Linked DNA regions of Homo sapiens: region 2 is linked to region 1. A link is an interaction called in ENCODE POLR2A ChIA-PET data of the cell type or tissue named here. Cell type or tissue: endothelial cell of umbilical vein. All regions are shown on one strand. Links, peaks and the distances in the headings refer to the core of each region. The heading gives the core; the rest is flanking DNA. Region 1 overlaps RNF144B (ring finger protein 144B). Region 2 overlaps RNF144B (ring finger protein 144B).

What was found. Peaks named below come from ENCODE experiments on the same cell type or tissue, not always from the same donor. Only the 100,000 strongest peaks of a DNase experiment are listed, where the experiment ranks them.
Region 2: POLR2A ChIA-PET joins it to region 1 with 8 read pairs; 6 of 35 experiments call an interaction of 5 or more read pairs at or near these places.

Annotation. Positions count from the first base shown.
Region 1 is chr6:18,449,800-18,459,859 of GRCh38, reverse strand. RNF144B (ring finger protein 144B) reads right to left here. Exons shown (of 8, transcript NM_182757.4): 5 at 2,501-2,705; 6 at 109-253. Among named protein-coding and RNA genes, the nearest start is that of RNF144B, 67 kb to the right of the region's middle. In endothelial cell of umbilical vein, for the core only: no CTCF peak of the experiment used is centred there; a DNase peak (open chromatin) is centred at 5,229.
Region 2 is chr6:18,392,487-18,402,546 of GRCh38, reverse strand. RNF144B (ring finger protein 144B) reads right to left here. Exons shown (of 8, transcript NM_182757.4): 2 at 2,848-3,048. The coding sequence starts at 3,012. LOC124901544 (small nucleolar RNA U13) reads left to right here and starts at 495; the gene lies at 495-596. RefSeq lists enhancers at 1,518-1,567, 1,678-1,777. In endothelial cell of umbilical vein, for the core only: no CTCF peak of the experiment used is centred there; a DNase peak (open chromatin) is centred at 1,556; H3K27ac peaks cover 6,042 bases.

The DNA of each region.
Region 1 (10,060 bases), core at 1,370-9,369:
TGCAGGACAAAAATTGCCCCAATATTTTAAAGGAAAATCTGTAGGATATCAGCTGTGGTGCAGATACAGTATAGGAAACACCATACAACAAACCTAGGTGGAACTTACATCCAAGTTCTGGAGGCAGTACCAGCAAAATGTATGCTTGCAGTTTTTGCACATCATCTGAGCGCAGCCTTCATTGCGTTCGATATAAACCCGGCAAACTGGGCACTGCTTAATGGGGGCTTCTGCATCTGTCCCAAAGAGGGCTCTAGAAACAAAATGGATGAGAAATGGCATTCAGCTGATGGTCATCAGTTGAATTCCCAGGGCTCCTGATGGTTAGATAATGAACTCACAGTTATCCATGCTTAATTCACTTCCAAAAGAAAGGGTGTGGGCAAAAACATTATTAGATGTACAGATAACTCATACAAGAAGGAATCTTTATTTATTTTGGCTTTCAGTGAATTATATAATTACAGTTTCCACCACTGATTTAACTCACTATTTTGTCAAATTAATATTTCATTCCCTAAGCATGCATTGCCTAAATAAGAATGGCAAGGAGTTGGCTACACAGCAGAGAAACTAGGTCAGGGTCCAAACTGGGCGTATATAATCTATCTAATGGTCTGTTCATTAGACAAATGGAGAAGGGGTTCTCAAATATAAACACTTTAAAATAATGTCAAATACTTTCAAAAGACCTTCTCCAAACAGACGAATAGACCAATACAGGCTCACAGCCCCAAGGGGCACAGAAAATAAGCAACAGGAATTGGAGTGAGCGATAGCACCATGTAACACTTTAGCTACTGCCCATCAAAACCACCACCCAGCACACAGAGATATCCAACTCACAGAGTGTTGTCAAATCTATTATCAGACTTCGTATGAACAATAACCTCATATTGTCATAAGACAGTTATTACAGGTTGAGCATCCCTAGTCCACAATTTGAAATCCAAAATGCTCCAAAATCTGAAACTTTTTGAGTGCCAACATGACAAAGGAAATGCTCATTGAAGCCTTTCTGACTCCTGGTATTCAGAGTAAGGATGCTTAACCAATAAACATATCATGAAAATATTTCAAAATCTGAAAACACTGAGATCTGAAACACTTCTTATCCCAAGTATTTTGGATAAGGGATGCTCAACTTGTATCTTAATTCCCTTATTTTCAGATAGGGAAACAGACTCACAGAGGCTGAGTGGCTTCTATGAGACACACAGATACCGAGTGACAATGTCAGAATGCAAATCCTCCTATCCTCTGAGTTCTTTACGTTGCCCTGTGATACCCACGGAGCTTCCTGCTATGGCCACGAAAATGTAGGCAACAGTGGTTTGAATCCGGCTAAGAGGGCACATGCCTGCCATGTGTATTAGCTTCTCTATTCCTCTCCATTTGTTTGTTCTGAGATTCAAGCACAGCATCGTAGCCAAGTAGCATTACTATTCATGAAGCCTGGTTCTACACATTCTGGGTGCACTGTGTGATTAAGCCAATGGGATTACAACACTCGTATTTTGTTCTTGCTGATGCAGAACAACGATAGCCTCAAGCAAAGCAGGAATGAAACACAGAGGTCTCTCACTCTGGGCACTGCTGTTGCCATAAAAACCCTCTGTATCGCCCAAGTGTGGTGGCTTATGTCTGTAATCCTAGCACTTTGGGAGGCCTAGGCGGGTGGATCACTTGAGGTCAGGATTTCAAGACCAGCCTGGCCAATATGGTGAAACCCCATCTCTACTAAAAATAGAAAAATTAGCCAGGCGTGGTGGCAAGTGCCTGCAATCCCAGCTAATCGGGAGGCTGAGGCAGGAGAATCGCTTGAACCCAGGAGGCAGTGGTTGCAGTGAGCCGAGATCGTGCCACTGAACTCCAGTCTAGGCAACAGAGCAAGACTCTGTCTCAAAAACAAAACAAAACAAAAAAAAACCCGCTGTACTAAAAAGGTACAGATTTAATTGCTTCCTATCACGATAAAATCTCAACCTTTACAGAGCATAAAATATCATGAGAGAACCCTCCTTTCTACGTGCTGAAAGAATTTAGGACCGTTGTTTCTATTGTTGTGTTCTTTCTAATATGACTGTCACACATCATGAGCTGGCAATTTAGTCAGGTAAGAAAATTTCTTTTCTCATTTTGCAAGCAACAAGAATGATATATACCAATACAGGCAGATACTGTATCTGAGCAAAGAGCGGGAACAAGTCATGATTTCCTACTGAGAACCAGTAGACCACGGTGCCTCACTACCTAAAGAGAAAGCAAAACTCATACAAACTTTAATTCCAGCAATATCTGGAAGATTCCTCTGGGGCAAACAACTAGAAATGCTTTTTTGTTGGCAACTTACCAATTCTGAGACACTTCTCAGGGAAGTTCTGCAGGAAAATAACCAATCTCTAAACGCCATCACAACGTAACTCCTTCTACACGTAAGGTATGTTGAATTTCTAAGAAAACTAGTGAATAATCCCAAAGACAAAGTTTCCTTTCTTACCGGTGCTCTGTTGGCAGGACAATAGGCTGACTGTCTCTACAGGAGACCTCTGCATGCCAAGCATCCTTGCAACACGAGCAGAATTTCAGGTGGCAAGAAGGGCATTCCACCAGCACAGGCTGTCCTGGGTCACTCGAGGCAACAGGGCACACTGTCTGACAGTCTGCAACAGGACACCATGTTCGGTAGGGGTCCAGATGAACTTCTAAAGTGTAAAGAAAGAAAATGTGATGGTCTGCCCGATTCATGTTTGAGTCTTTCTCACCTTCATTTGCCCTCTTATTTATTTAATTTATTTGGAACCAGAGTCTCACTCTGTCGCCCAGGCTGGAGTACAGTGGCATGATTTCAGCTCACTGCAACCTCCCCTCCTGGGTTCAACCGATTCTTCTGCCTCAGCCTCCCGAGTAGCTGGGACTACAGGTGCGCACCATCACGCCTGGCTCATTTTTGTATTTTTAGTAGAGACAGGTTTCACCTTGTTGGCCAGGCTGATCTCGAATTCCTGACCCCAGGTGATCTGCCTACCTTGGCCTCCCAAAGTGCTGGGATTTTACAGGCATGAGCCACCACACCTGCCCCATTTACCCTCTTTTTTAAACTGACATTTATGGAAGTATAATACAACAAGGGTGAGGATTTCTACTATTAGTCTTCATAATGGATCCAAACCTATCATTTACAAGGTCGCTAAGCCCTGCCACATTTCTCAAAGTAGGTACTAACAGAATAGCTTACCATTGCCTTTATGAACAGATAAAAAGTGTTCTCTGTAAACAAAATTCACAAGACTTTTAGAATATTTCCCACCTTTGAGCACGTAAAATAGGCAAAAATCTCAAATCCCTTCTACAATTATTTGGGCACTATCTTGGAAGAGAATTGGACATAAAAAGCAAATTTTTAATAAGATATTTTTCCAAAAAGACTTTGTCCTTTCAGGCACTGAGAAACAGATAGTGAGGTTTCTTCCACATTCCCAGGAAATTAAAGAACAAGGAAGAAAATAATCAAATAGTTTAGGGATTAAACAGTATCTGGTGTGGCTTAGCCAAGAAGTTGGATTACCTGTCAGTTTGGATATTCTGCTCCCTACCAATGTGCAACTTAGGGACAATGTGTGAAAGACCCACATGTGGGCCGGGCACTGTGGCTCACGCCTGTAATCCCAGCACTTTGGGAGGCTGAGGTAGGCGGATCACAAGGTTAGGAGATCAAGACCATCCTGGCTAACAGGGTGAAACACCATCTCTACTAAAAATACAAAAAATTAGCCGGGCATGGTGGCGGGTGCCTGTAGTCCCAGCTACTTGGCAGGCTGAGGCAGGAGAATGGCGTGAACCCGGGAGGCAGAGGTTGCAGTGAGCTGAGATCGCACCACTGCACTCCAGCCTGGGCAACAGAGCAAGACTCCGTCTCAAAAAAAACAAAACAAAAAAAACAAAAACAAAAAACAAACAAAAAAAACCCCCACATGTTCTAGAAACAAAAGGCAGAGAGACTTTCACAGACCATTATAATAGCTAGTCATAACACATTGGCTAGTTCCATATGACATACAGGAAAGAAGATAGAGTTGGAGAACTGACAGCCATCTATTTAAGTGTTTGCAAATCTTGCTTGGTATCTCTTTTTTATTCAGTAGCAGACCCCATGTTCTTTCCATATACTATGACCTTTAAGGGAACATACCATGTAAAAAATGATGTTATTTGAGGGGTAGAGTACCCCTTTTTTCTCTGAACTCAGGTATTTTGCAAAATTTGAATTGACAACATTCTAGTTTTAAACGTCCTAGGGCTCATGATTCCTAGAAATGTACACACAGGAGGCAAACAAATCCAAAGGATGGTGCAAAAAGAAAATAAAGGTATTAAGTAGGAATTTAGTTTTTACAGTTAATAATTTTACACATTCAATATCAAGGAGAAAGTCTGAAATGTTCCAATAAAATACTGTCTCCACTAATGTCTCGCCTAGAAATGAAATAATTGGATCTATCTTGTTATAAGTTTTCATTCAAAAATTGCATCCTTAAATATATGGTCTTATCTAGGAATTCTGGAGGGTGGGGGTCAAAGAACAGTGAACCCTTCACACAAATGCAATCACAAGGAGGAAATTCTATAATTCACAGATGCTCAGACCCCAACAGAGATGGACCCTCCAAGATCACTAAAACCTTAAGAAGTCAAGGAAACAGTGGCACACATAGGATCCAAGGCCTTGGTCTTTTATTTCTACACCATTTAATATTTTCTTCCAATCTATTACAACCGCTTCACAAATACTAAGCCCAAAGAAATGAAGGTTAGTATGTAACTTAGAGTGAAAGACTCCCATATCAAATATCTACTTCGCTTCCCTTCTAAATCAGAGATCTTTTAAAAGTTTGATGAAAAAGAAGGAAAAATAAGGGAAAAGGAAACTTAAAACACATATTACTGTTAAAATTTATAGCATCCCTAGTGATCACCTTAAAAAGATACAAGGATGCAATTTGTTCTCATAGCTCTAATCAATTAAAACTACTTGGTAGAAGTTCCGACTTGTTTCTACCAGCTTATTATTTCAGGTATCTGGGGTGACAAAAGGGAAGCACAGACAAATAAATAAAGGAGAAATTATAGGTTTTGATGAATTACTATAAAGAAAGGACCTTAGTAAGCAGTGCAGCTATGGCGCAGTGCAGCTATGGCACAGTCCGTTGAAAGCAAGGAAAGAGTTTGAGCCAGAGAAAACACTGAACTTCCGTATTTTTCACTATTATGACAGCACATAAAGGTCCATGCAAAGGAGTGTAGAAAAAGAAAAAGGAGGAAAACTTTACAGCTTTCTACACATTTCCTTCATTAGAAGTCCTTATTCCTTAGGAATGGCTTACAGAGCTTAACTAAGAGCATTAGTGGAGTAACTAAGAGACAGATTTTGACTCTATCCAAAAAGGAAATTGACTACTCTAGCCAACTCTGTAGAGCGTCTATTCAACATCTCTCCCAACCCCCTTGAACCTTCCTTATGAAGACCTATCACTATAAAATCTGAATATTCTAGAGATATTCTTTCCCACAATTCCATGAAACTAAGTCTTGGACATGTGACATGATTCTAGCCAATGAGAGGCAAAGGCAGGTCCACTAAGGGGCTTCTGGGACTGGATCTCCACCTTGATACATAGGAAAGAAAGGCCTTTCTGTTTTTCTGCCTTTGAACCCAACTGTGTGAGGTTATGATGCTTGGATCATCAAAACAATCTTGCAGCTATGAGGGAAAGCTAAATGATTCAGAGATGCTATTAGGTTGGTAAAAAATAATTTGTGTTTTCATTAAAAACATGGCAAAAACAGCAATTTTACCAACCTAATAAATTAACCAAAACCCATGACAGCCTACCTCTGGACTTGTGAGTGAGGTACTGAAATGCCCTTGCTGTTAAAGTCACTTTTAGGCAGGCATTCTGTTCCTTGCAGCTGAAAGCATCTTAGCTGATGTGGCTATTTCTGGTAATAGCAAGCAAGTACCCAGTTCAAACAAGGACTGTTCCTCCTGTGTGGTAGATATTTTATCAACGAGATTAAAGCATCATGTCCAAGATGACTTTTAAAGTCTTTTCCAAACCAATGATTTTATCATTCTAAATGTGAGGCACATGGAAATGTGTATGTAAGTAGAAATTTAAAAATGCATCCACATACAGTATCCTGTAGAAAACATTGTGTACAATAAAAATTGATACACCTTTGTAAAAAGTTAACATGCTATGCCATGTCTATAAGGTTTCTATGTAGGTGAGCAAATAATATACATTCATACAGTTGAACGCCACATAGCTTTTTTAAAAAAAATAAATCAATATAACAATTTGGAAAGACCTCTAAGATATAATGTTAAGTGTAAGAAAAAAACAAACAAAAAAAAAGCAGGCTGGGTGCAGTAGCTCATGCCTGTAGTCCCAGCACTTTGGGAGGCTGAGGCGGGTGGATCACCTGAGGCAGGAGTTCGAGATCAGCCTGGCCAACATGGTGAAACCCCATCTCTACTAAAAATACAAAAATTAGCCAGATGTGGTGGTGGGCGCCTGTGATCCCAGCTACTAGGGAGGCTGAGGCAGGAGAATCATTTGAACCTGGGAGGCGGAGGTTGCAGTGAACCAAGATCGTGCCACTGTACTCCAGCCTGGGCAACAGAGTGCGACTCCATCTCAAAAAAAAAAAAAAAAAAAGCAGACAGAAAGAGTATAAATGAAACATTTTTATAAAAACATGTATATATAGGCCAGGCACAGTGGCTCACTCCTGTAATCCCAGCACTCTGAGGGGCCAAGGCTGGCCTATCACATTAGCCCAGGAATTCAAGACCAGCCTGGCCAACAGTGGTGAAATCTCATCTCCACAACAACAACAAAAAAGTAGCCAGCCATGGTGGTGCACACTTATAGTCCCAGCTACTTGAGAGGCTGAGGTGGGAGGATTGCTTGAGCCCAGGAGGCAGAAGGTACAGTGAGCTGAGATCATGCCACTGCACTCCAGCCTAGGTAACAGAGAGAAACACTGTCTCAAAATAAATAAAATAAAAATATGTATATATAGAAATATACTTTAACATTTGCAGAAGAATATTAAAAAAACATAACAGTTACTCTTGAGTAAAGGCAGGGGCTAGGAGAGGAGGCAAAGATTTACTTCATCTCTAAACTTGAAATTTTTTTTTAAAAAAGGTCAAGTACTACTTTTATAATTTTTTAAAATTGGTTTTAAAAAGCTACTTTGATCTGCATATGTACAAACAGATAAAGCAATTCTGGAACTAAGCTGTCCCCTAGAAAAATCATTTACTTTTTTATAATACTGAAACACATTCAAATTTCCCCTTTGTTTCATATTCTTCTCCATATACACAATTCTCATCCTATGCTTTTCCTCTCCCCTAAAAATTCCCTTTCTTCTTCAAGTCATAACCTATCCATTCTTAAGTGAACTACCTTCTATTGTGCACATGCCTTAATTTGGGGGAAGGAGCACAGAATCGGCATCTTGTTAATTGCTGCTGTCTATTCATTTCATGGAGATGGCCTCTCTGACGGTAGGCAAGGCTGTTTCTCATTCTGTTTGTGTGCTCCAACTTACCTGAAACAGTGAGGGGATGCCCACCTATTGATTCAGAGCAGTAATTTCTGGGTTTTTCAAAAGCATATAGATGTATTTCTATGCCAACAATTGACTTATAATGCACATACTAATAATACCATCTTGAATTGCCTTGTATTGGAATTTTCCAATTCACTTCTAGTACTCTCATCAACAGATGTGCACAGCATATTAAAATCATCCAATATCAGTCCTGGTGTTGAAAGTATGTTATGATTTCTATTAGACCATAGCTCTCCACCCACCTCAATTAGGGCTCTCAAATTTCGAAAGTCATCGATTTGGCAAGACTTGGAACTTTCCATATAGCACTTAAACATTAAACCTCCTTTATGAAGTATCACTTACAAGGGCAACAATGAAAAACAAATTTTAACATTAAAACAAATAACTATCCCTTTTAGAATTCTATTCTCTATACATAACTTTTATTTTACTTCCTATCTCAGCTTAGTTTTGGATGAGCAATTCACATTCACTGGTTCTCATTCCTATCCACTCAAATCCTTCTTAAGTATCTGAAATGAACTTTTGCTCTAAACACATTAATAAACTGCTCTGTAAAAATTACAAGTGACATCCCTCTATAGTCACATTCAGCAAATGTTTCCAAATCCATCTCTGACCCTGGACACTTCTCGTCACTCTGTCTTCTATGTGTCAGGCCCTGCCCTCTCTTTTCTTCTCATGGTCCCTTCTCCTTTATCATCAATACTGCTTTCTTTCTCCCATCCATGGATGGTATCCAGGTCTTACTTCTAGGTTTCTTTCATACTTATTTACGGAACTCATATCGTAAGTAAGCCTCGACTTCAATTAAATTTGGATTATTCCAAATAACTTCTCCAGATATGACCTCTTATGACAATAAGACTGAAAATTAGACACATGTCTATTATTCATTGTTTATTCAACAAATGACTGGTTTCAGGTACTTGTTAGAGACCCTGGGCACATGGAGATGAAAAATAGAGGCTTTCCTCCTCAGAAGCTTCACAGTATGAAAAGGAAATAGATGTTTAAAATGAATACAATGTCAAAAAAAGAAAAGGGAAACCAAGCAATGCAAATAAATGACAGTGCATCCCATGAGATAACAAAAATGAAATTATCAACAAATATTGATGAGGATCTCTTGGGGTAGAGGTAAGAAATATTTAATAGTTATATATGGAAAGTTTGTTATGATTTTTTTATCCAAATATCCAAATGTAGTTTCCCCTTTAATCAACTCTAAAAACAGGGGGGTAAAACTAGTCCCTCCTAATCATAAAACAAAGCAGGAAACACATGCTGAGACAAAACACAATGACATTAGATTACAAAGAGATAAAGCACCATATCAACAGATCTTTTTTAAAAAATCCCTGAGGTAGCAACTTTGCAGGCAGCATTTAGAAGCTGTAGAAGAGAGAACAGACTTTTTCTGGATATTAGAATTAAGATTCTGTCCTTAAAGAAAACACTGAACAAGGGCATTCACATCCCGAAGTGGGATCTTGCCAGCTCATGAGAACCAATTGTGTCTCTTTCCAACTCCAAGTTCAGTGACATTACCTTGGTAGCTTAAAATTAGCCATGGTGGAAGTATTAATATTTACACCTTAGAAACTCAGCTGGGTGTGGTGGCTCACAACTGTAATCCTAGCACTTTGGGAGGCCGAGGTGGGTGGATCACCTGAGGTCAGGAGTTCGAGACCAGCCTGGCCAACATAGTGAAAACACCTTCTCTACTAAAAAATACAAAATTAGCCAGGCCTGGTGGCACACACGTGTAATCCCAGCTACTCGGGAGGCTGAGGCAGGAGAATCACTTGAACCCGGGAGGCGGAGATCGCAGTAAGCTGAAATATTGCCACTGCACTCCAGCCTGGGTGACAGAGCAAGACTCCATCTAAAAAAAAAAAACTGGCAAGCACTACAAATCAGAGTTGTTCCCCTCATCCCGCCAAAGACTGTTTACCAACACCTCATTAAACACAGGCCATGAAAGTAATGAATTGGAAGTAAACATATCAATACATTAATATAAAACCTGCATCCAGCACAGACAAGTCTGGGAAAGTGCAGAATTTGCACAGCACAAAAAGAGGAGAAACCAAAACTGGAACAGTGACAGCTGACTTATCCCTTACAGTCAAACAGCTACACACAGATCATTTATAGAAATTCATAAATGGCATTTTTGGATAAGAAAAGGGAAATTGGTAACTCTGTCTGAAAGCACAAAGAATACTTATACAATTTGTTTTTCCATCTACTTTCTCTATTTTTGATTCACAGTAGGCACCTCTGAGCTCAAAGTACATTTATTGCTCTTTCAACTGGGTAACTACTAACTTAGAATTGCTAGAGATTATTGTACAACATTGTGACTATACTTAATATATTACATTCTTGAAAAATGCTAAGA
Region 2 (10,060 bases), core at 711-8,710, 57 kb after region 1:
TACATCCCTCTAAGAAAGGAACAGAAGAACATTGCAGTTCCCAAGCTAATTTGACCATGGAACATTTCATTCAAGGATATCTCTGTTTCCCAGAGCTGGTGGTCCGTGGAACACACTTGGGGCATCTATTTAAAGGCCAGGTCTCTCTAAAGATAAGGAAATAACTGATTAACATTCAATGGTCAAGTCAGATACTCCACATCTGTCCCTTCTGCATACCCAGAGTATACTGCACCCCCTATTTGAAGCACTGTGAAGGATCCTAGCACCTTCATTTTACACAGGAGAAATCAGAGGCCCAAAGAGATTAATCATGTGCCCAATTACACAGCTGAGTTGGGGTAGAGTTGGAATTGGAGTGTGGTGATCTTGGAAACAACAACAAAAAAAGCTAGGCTCACAGCAAAATGGCCAGGGATGCCTCTTACAGAAGACAGGACAATGACAGAATATTGTTAAAGCTTTATTAAATCCAAGAAAATATACCAGTATAGATCCTCTTGTAGTTCATAAGCATGATGATTGGCTTCTCCCAGTCACATGAGATATGCCTCCCTCAAACCTGGTTACACCATAAGCACATTATCCATCTAACATGAAAAGAAAAAATATATACATTACATATACCAGTATATACCGGCATAACATCAAATCTAGCAGGAAGATCATTACATGTGGATACTCCCTGGGGCAGGGGGGTGGTTCTCAGTAAAACCATTTTAAATATATGGTAGGCACAAGCAATTGGGAGATGTCATCCAATTCTGTTTAAAAGTAGAAGTCAGTAGTATGTGGCATATGAAAAAGTTACAAATTTCTTTTCAGCCTCGAAAATACAAAACATTTGATACTGAATACAGATGCAAATTAAAGTCTGGGAAGTATTAGACACATTTTAAGTCATTTTTTTAAAAACAAGAAATAAATCTCTAACCAAAAGAAAGTTAGAGGAGTATTTCAGGTGAATCTGATTCAAATTACAATTTTACAGACACTAATGTAATCATACACCGCTTACTATTTTGGCAGCTCACAGGTAACAGGTAACAGGATGCCAGGGAAAGTTAATGTTTCTAGGTGCAAAAGGATCCAAAATTGAGGGATACCAAAAAACATTCAGCCATTTGACTCTCTGCTTTTGAGCACTCCCTAACAATGAGGAAGTGTGAATCTAGATGACTGAAAAAGCTAACTGTACTAACTCCTACCCTCAAATTGCTGAAAGAGAAATGAGAAGCAGCCATGCTGTTTTGAATCAGGAACTAAAATCTACTGAAACAATAACAGGACAGTGTTAGCTCCCTGAGAAGATGAAATACAACCTTCACCATGTATTATTTCCCCAATGTTGACGCACACGCTTAAATTCTGCACTGTTAAATGTCATAGCAAAAATTGAATTCTTTTAAACAGCAGTAACCCTCAGTGAAATATTTGCATACTGATTTTCACCACATGTTGCTTCTGACTCATTTGTTTCAAGGATTAGCAAGGGTCTGCAGCAAGGGTGAGAAAGTCAGAGAAATAATTGTTTTGAAGGACAGCCTTCAGAAACAAAGCAAGACCAAAGGAAACTGAAGTTGCTCTGAGATGACAAGGCCATTTCCTCACTTCCTATAAAGCAACACACACTAACAACAAGAGGAAGGAGAGGCAGCACAAACATCACTCCTCAGCAAGGCCTACTTCTGATCCCCCTACCTAAAACAGCAACATCCTCTAAGCCCTGAACTCCTACACAACGTTCTTATATAGAATATAAGCTCCTAAAAGCAAGAAACTTCGCTGGGTTTTGTTTCCTTAACTGATAAATCCTCGTGCCTAGAACCATTCCTGGGACATAGTTCCTGCTCAACAGATATTTGTTGATTAAATGAACAATGCTATTCTGTGTCATCACTGAAGCCTACAGGAACTCAATCTATTTCCTACCTTTATACCTTAACCGACCAACCTTCAAGGAAAAGTGGCAGTAAAGGTCACAGGTGTTGATACCAGGTGTCACACTAAAAGAGATAAGCCCACTTCTGCAGGTCTATAGGGCTCTCATTAAGTGGAATAAGAAGGATTCAGCATACTGTGAAAACAGCATAAAAGGAGCTATGACAAAGTACAATTTATATCATGTACATTGTAGAAGATGAACAAGTATATGAATGAAAATTCAGTACATAAAGTAAATTACTACCTGACTTCTCCATCATTTAAAATACCTGGTGAGTTTCTTATAGGTGGTAGTTAACTACAGCATGTTAAATTTTTTTTTTTTTTTTTGAGACAGAGTCTCGCTCTGTCGCCCAGGCTGGAGTGCAGTGGCCTGATCTCGGCTCACTGCAAGCTCTGCCTCCCAGGTTCACGCCATTCTCCTGCCTCCGCCTCCCGAGTAGCTGGGACTACAGGCGCCCGCCACCAAGCCCAGCTAATTTCTTTTGTATTTTTAGTAGAGACGGGGTTTTACCATGTTAGCTAGGATGGTCTCGATCTTCTGACCTTGTGATCCGCCCGCCTCGGCCTCCCAAAGTGCTGGGATTACAGGTGTGAGGCAACGCACCTGGCCAGCATGTTAAAATTTTTCTATTCTGTTCCATAGTTTGAACCTTAACAGAAAGACTATTTATTCAACCAATAATTAAATTTCAAACATAAATTATACTCAGCTAAAACAAGTAAACCCAGGATTTACCATTTAAGATACTATTTGGAAATAGGTTCAAATATGAAATGCTTTCCAAAGCAGGATCATATTGTAGCACACTCTGGTTTCTCAGTAAACCACAGAAATATATCCTACTTTTATGATTTTTCCCTTTGTATTTTCTCATAGTGAAAGCATCAAGGAAAACTCACAGCTGTGCAAAAGATGCACTGGCATTCCTGGAGTGTGGTCATCTTGTCCAGAGACTGCTCACACAGGCAGAGTTTGCAAGTGATGAGGGGGGCCGGAGCCAGGTCTCCAGGAGTGGGATTTTCAGCAGTCATGGCGAGATAGTGGAGCCTACCAGCTGAGCCCATCAGCCTGTCTTCAGCATTCTTCAGTCTCCTCAATCCCTATAGAAAGGTCCAAAGCAGAAAATATTATATGGATTGATAAAGCTATTGTTTAGCCAACACGTCTGGAGGCCAGCTGATCAAATTCTCACCCTCAGTTATCCCAAAACTTACAGCTAATGCATTTCTGGGAACGACGGGCTAGAGAGTGGTTCACCTACCTCGGCAAGGTATCCCTGAAGTCCTGAAATGTAAGCTGACCTCACTGTCCTGATTCACATCATATGAGCTATGGAAATTAAAAGACCACTATGGTGGGGTGGGAATGGGGAGATGTTGGTCAAGCTTACAAAGTTTCATTTAGATGAGATGAATAAGTTCTGGGGAGCTCTCACGCAGCTTGGTGACTAGAGTTAGTAATAATACACTGTATACTTGAAAATGGCCAAGAGTAGATTTTAAATGATCTCACCACACACACACAAAGAAAAATGTGAAGTGATGATGTTCATTAGCTTGATTTAAGCATTTATATACATAGAGCAAAACATCACATTGTATACTGCAAATGTAATTTGTCAATTATACCTTAATGAAGGTCAGGGGCGGGAAATATCACTATGAGCAAACATATTTAGGAGTTGCATCACTACAATCAATTCAACAGACTCAAAAAGTACTTAAAATAGAATGTCATTCAAAAAGTTAAACAAAGAGGTAACATATGATCCAGCAATCGGGTATATACCCAAAAGAACTGAAAGCAGGGTCTCAAAGAGATATTTGTACACCCATATTCATAGCAACATTATTCACAATAGCCAAACAGTGGAGGCAACCCAAGTGTCCATCAGCAGAAGAATGAGGCTGGGCGCAGTGGCTCATGCCTGTAATCCCAGCACTGTGGGAGGCCGAGGCAGGTGGATTGCTTGAGGTCAGGAGTTCAAGACCAGCCTGGCCAACATGGTGAAACCTCGTCTCTACTAAAAATACAAAATTACAAAAAATACAAAAATACAAAATTAGCCAGGCACAGTGGCACATCTGTAATCCCAGCTACTCAGGAGGCTGAGGCGGGAGAATCACTTGAACCCAGGAGGCAGAGGTTGCAGTGAGTCAAGATTGCGTCACCACACTCCAGCCTGGGTGACAGAATGAAACGTCTCAAAAAATAAAAAATTAAAAAGACAGAAGAACAAACAAAATGTGGTCTATATATACAGTGGAATAAAAAGAAATAAAATTCTGACACATGCTACAACATGGATGAACCTTGAAGACATCATGCTAACTGAAATAAACCAGACAGAAAATCAAATATTGTATGATTCCACTTAAATGAGGTACCTAGAGTAGTCAATTCTGAGAGACAAAAAGAAGAATAGAGGTTACCAGGGGCTGGTGGGAGGGGGAAATGAAGAGTTACTGTTTGTGGGGTTTTTTTTTCCTAGAGAAAGGGTCTCTCTCTGTTGCCCAGGCTCGAGTGTGGTGGCACAATCATAGCTCACTGCAGCCTCGAACTCCTGGACTGACATGACCCTCCCGACTCCACCTCCCGAGTCAGGGTATGCTTCCTCACCTGGCATGTTCAACGGGTACAGAGTTTCTGCTTGGGATGATGAAATAATTGTTTTCCCCATTTTATAGATTAATTGTGATACTGATAAGTTAGGTAATCTGCCAAAGTTCTCAGAGCTTGTACATGGCAGAGCAGAAGACAATCCTCAGCCTTCTGAGGCCACCAAGCCCAGTGCCAGATCCATTACACCAGAGCTGCCTTGTGTGGATATCACATGGACAGACGAAGCAGAGAAAAGAAGGAGGAAGGGGGACAGAAAGAGGAAAAGAGAGTTGAAGTCCATGACTACAGCTATCCTTAAGGTCCCTGAAGCTGCACAGAAACAAAATTTGTCTCCCCACACAGCATGACCATGGGAAAAGACATCTTTAGACTGAAAAATAAAAACTACAGCCAAAGTTCTTCTACTAGATTGTTTTTATTCTGAATCTTTATCTTTAAAAGAGACTAAATAATTGTGAAAATAATTTCTCCACATATTCATATTTTATATCACATCTGGAAATTTCATGTTCTGGTTAAACAAAAGCAAAATCCTATAGTTCTTACTATTTTTAAAGAGTGGCCAATTCTAATAAATTCTGCCATAGAAATAATTGCAAATACACCTCCCCCTACAAGAACCAAGCTCTTTTCCTCTTAATTTTCAGACAAAAGAAATTACATGTAATCATTTGCTACCTACTCCCAACAATAGCTTAAGTCTCAATATGTAAGTACAAAAGTACTAAAACAAGTAGGGGAAAATCAAATTCGATTAGATAGAAAAGGAAAAAAATAAATGAGATATTTGCTTGTCAATCTGTCCACATCCACTTTCTTAATGTCATACCAGAAAGTCAACGATTACTAACTCGAGCAACCTGAAGCATTCAAGGTTTTTCACCTACTCCCAGTACTCAGTACCAGAAAACCTGATTCAAAATAATTAAATAGGAAGCTAACTAATGGTTAGTTTCCATGTGGAAGACATGGTTTTTTTCTCAGCAAATGCCGGATAAAGTTCAAGACACAGCGTTATTCCATTAACTACTGAGGAGCTGTCATCCAAGAGCAAATTAAATTCAAATAGACCTGCACGTCAAATTCAGGATTTTGAGTTTTTGTAAAAAATCTCTCTTTATGATAAACATACGGGTAAAAATGAATGACTTTACCTTTTCCTTCCTCCCAGTTCATGCTTAAACAACTGTCATCAGCTTGCGTCTCCAGTACTCCCGGGCTCATGGCACACAGTCCCACCAACTTCCCATCTGTTGTCTTCTCACCTGTACATTCTCAACGCTGCTTCACTGCTTATGCAATCTATTCTGAATTATCTTTCTTTCAAGAGAAATCCCAAGTAAAACAACAAGAAGAAACGTAGGTAGTAAATGCTTCCTGAGTAGGAGAAAAAGGGTAATGACACAGGCCAGAACCATCCCACACCCCAAATGTCAAATACACTTAGCCATGTGGAGAAAGCTGGTGTGAATAGCCAATCCTGTTGTTCTGACCTAGCAAGAGATCTAGGTACTCTTCGAGAAATCCAAGTATTTCTCAGTCTTACTCTATATTATTTTTTTAGAAGGAAATATTAAACAGGCCAAAGTTTTAATGTACTCTTGAAAAACAAAGACATAATTGGGATACCTCTTAGAAATTAATTGGATACTCTTGAAAGACATATTGGATTCCTCTAATAATACCTCAATTATTATCCATAATGGAATACCTATAATTAGATATTTCTTAGAAATAGTCTTCTTTTGAAGGTAGAACTAAAAATTGTGGTAATCAAGACCATGTGAAACATAATTGTCTCTTACTATAAACAGTACGTAAGTTTTTACTCCTTAAAACTAAGGAGTTACATGCCTATAGGCTATGAAGTCAAAGTTATAAAAAACATATGTAATTTTTATAATAGAAAAACCTTTACATAGCAGAGATGCATTTTGTTTTTTAAAAAATTCCAAGCATTCCAAAAAGGCAGGACTTATGACTCAGTGACATAGAGGAAAAAAGTTACATATTTCATCTCCTTGAGATGTGAACAATCCAAAATGATTCTTCAAAAAGTGATTTATTTTTCTGTGTACAATAACACCAATTCCCTAAAGCAATGGCTCTCAGACATTTTTCAAGCAATGAGCTTTCAAAAACAAAAATCTTAGTCAAACCACCACTGTATAAAAGAGATTCAGGTAGACAAGTGCCAGCACCCAATAGTGGGTGTCCAGAGCCAGTCCCCTTGACCTTCCCCACTCAGCAGCCCCCCAGGCACCATTGCAGAAGCCTAAACCTGCACCATGCACAGACTAAAAACCAACCCTTTCGTTTCTCACTTTGGGCAAAACCAACAATGGATAGTTAAAAAAATGAATGAAATGCAGTGAGCACTTCATTTAAAAAAAAAAAAGAATATCAAACAAGAAATCCTTTCACCATTGATTCATTGCAAAATGAGCTCTTCAATCAGTAAACAGGAGAATCCTGAAAGCCTCTAATGAATTTCCCCACACCTGAGATGCCTGTGAATGGCTCCAAGGTTTCCTTGCATTTCTTCCTTTGTGTCATATTACTATTCACCGGTCTTCACAGCATGAAACCCCCAATAGTAGAGCCTCAGGAAGCTCAGGGCATTTGATAACACACTCCCAGCTCCTCCTGTCCCTCCCATTGGGCCACAACTTCACAGGGGCACAAGCAATTCACATCCACTCCCCTCCAGGTTTCAAGAAAAGTCTTCATTCCAGAAAGAGGCTAACTCACTCCTACTGCCTCATACCTCACATTTCTATCAAAAATAAGAAAGTGACTTGAATTATCCACCCTACCACTTGATTTTAAAAGCTAACAATTATAATTACTTTTACAGTGATTATAGATGTGACTGTGCCTCTCACCGAGTGTCAAGAACCCCTTGTGAAAAGAATTTTGGCAGAGAATGCAAGGGGCACCTTGAAATCTGACAGCTGCCTTTCAAGTTTAGGCATTCTAAGGTTGGTAGCAGGTATCACTTGCTTATATATACCTAATCATAGAACAAGACAGATTGGTTGGGCCATGTAAGGAAGGAAAGCCATTCTGAAACGTCTGAGTTTGCACTAAATTACCAGGAAAGGAGAACCAGCAGTTCTACCTGCTCTATGTGTCTCTTGCACTATAAAGTGTTCATTATATGAGAAGCAAGTACTATCTGATAGGAAAGAATGGAAAGTCGCCTTTCCCCTCGTGTCTTGTCATTAGAATTGTCAAAGAAGGGAATACTTCAGCACAGAATGTATAAGGAATTTTCATATTCTGCTGATGGCCTGAAAAAGCAATCTGCTCCAAAAATGCAAATGATGGGAGAGCCAACATTCAAAGCTTTTTTTTTTTTTTCTTGGTTGGGGGGTAGGGGACGGAGTATCACTCTGTCATCCACGCTAGAGTGCAGTGGCATGATCTCAGCTCACTGCAACCTCCACCTCCCGGGTTCAACCAATTCTCCTGCCTCAGCGTTCCAAGTAGATGGGATTTCAGGTGCCCACCACCACGCCGGGCTAATTTTTGTATTTTTAGTAGAGACGAGGTTTCACCATATTGACCAGGCTGGTCTTGAACTCCTGACCTCATGATCCGCCCACCTCGGCCTCCCAAAGTGCTGGGATTACAGGTGTAAGCCACCACACCCAGCTATTCAAAGTATTTTTAACCAATGTAGTTTATGTCTGTTTGATTATCCAAAATCAACACAGTTATTCCCTTACACAAAAAGATAGTGTAATTGGAAGGGATAATGTTTTATTAGGATACTTACCCTAATTATTATTAGGACACTTATCCCTAATTATTTTGGAATTTTTACTTTATTATGCAGAAACTTTAAAATTTGGAGAAACTGCTAAAGCACAACTAAGGAGACTAAGAGAAATAGAAAGCTACTAAAATGAATCAGCTAGATATTACTGATGCCACAGGATATTAATGTAAATAAAAATCCAGTTGATCTGCACTGAGGTCTTAATTCCAAGCTATGCTATGAAATTCTAAGAGTTACTCAAGTACAGGGGACAAACAGAAGAGGAGACATATGTATACTCTCAATGTGTTTATATGCCTTTGTGAGACATCGAGTCATCACTGTGAAGTAGCTAGAATAACAGATATGAATGCATAAATATGGGAGGGAGGTAGCAAAGGGGAAAGTTTTTGAGAAGGGTGGGTGGTGATGAAGAAAGGCTGAAGTGTTGCCTTGTAAAATGGAGACATATTCTCGGGAAGCTAATATTCTAATAAAGCAGAAAAAAAGAGCAGCAATCTAAAGGTCCCATCCTTGCCTTGTTAGGAAAGCTATCCCCATATCAGCTAAGAACACACCAGGCAACCAGTTTCCACTCAATGCAATCTGAAAATCAGCATTATGTTGATCTTGGTACTTCTGCCCAATAGAGTAGTTTGGTTAGCTACTGGTTCCTTTTCCTAACAGAAACTATTAGTGAACCCAATGGTACTAATTGAGTCTAGTAAAGTGCTGAGCATTATCAGCCATTAGCTGAAGTTCTACCCTAAATACAATCCAAATACAATGGCAGGGTGACCTGCTGGCTGGTAGCAGTAGCAACAGCAATGAAGGAAGCAAGGGCTTATGGTAGACCTCCTTTGTGGCCAGTGTTGTAGCTCTACTCTCCGCTTGCATCTCCAACCAGCTCTCTGGTCATTCAAGGACAAGATGAACCAGCGTACATTCTTTCAATCAGAAAAACAGTTCTAATGCATGCCCTAACCTAAGAGGACATGAACAAATGGAAACATAGGCTGCCCCTCTCGTAGTCAGGGAACTGCAATTACTTAAATAAACTGTATATCTATTAATTACTTTTTTTTTTTTTTTTTGAGATGGAGTCTCACTCTGTCTCCAGGCTGGAGTGCAGTGGCGCGATCTCGGCTCGCTGCAAGCTCTGCCTCCTGGGTTCACACCATTCTCCTGCCTCAGGCTCCCTAGTAGCTGGGACTACAGGTGCCCGCCATCACGCCCAGCTAATTTTTTGTATTTTTTAGTAGAGACGGGGTTTCACCATGTTAGCCAGGATGGTCTTGATCTCCTGACCTCATGATCTGCCCTTTTTAAAAGAATAATGCTCAAACTCAATGAGTACATACATGATATTACACATAAGTTGTCATTATTTGAAAAAATGAAATAGATTAGAAAATATCCTCTAGCATAAACAAACCCAGGAAATATTTAGGTCTTAGATGTAAGAAAGTAAATATTCACCTATTCAGGCTCTGTGAGGTGGCAGTATTGTATCACTGTGCCTCCTGTGGTAGAGAAGAGGACTTCTGTTTTCTCGCCACTGTTTCATGGCTTAAAGTGCTCAAAAAGCACTTTATTTAGTCTATAATTTCTTAGTTTTAACATCGTCATTTCAACAGTTTCTAGGATGGCAATGAGATCACAACTTTGTAACTTGGAGACTATTAACCTTCTAAAAATGGAACTGATATGCAAATATAGCCCTATTA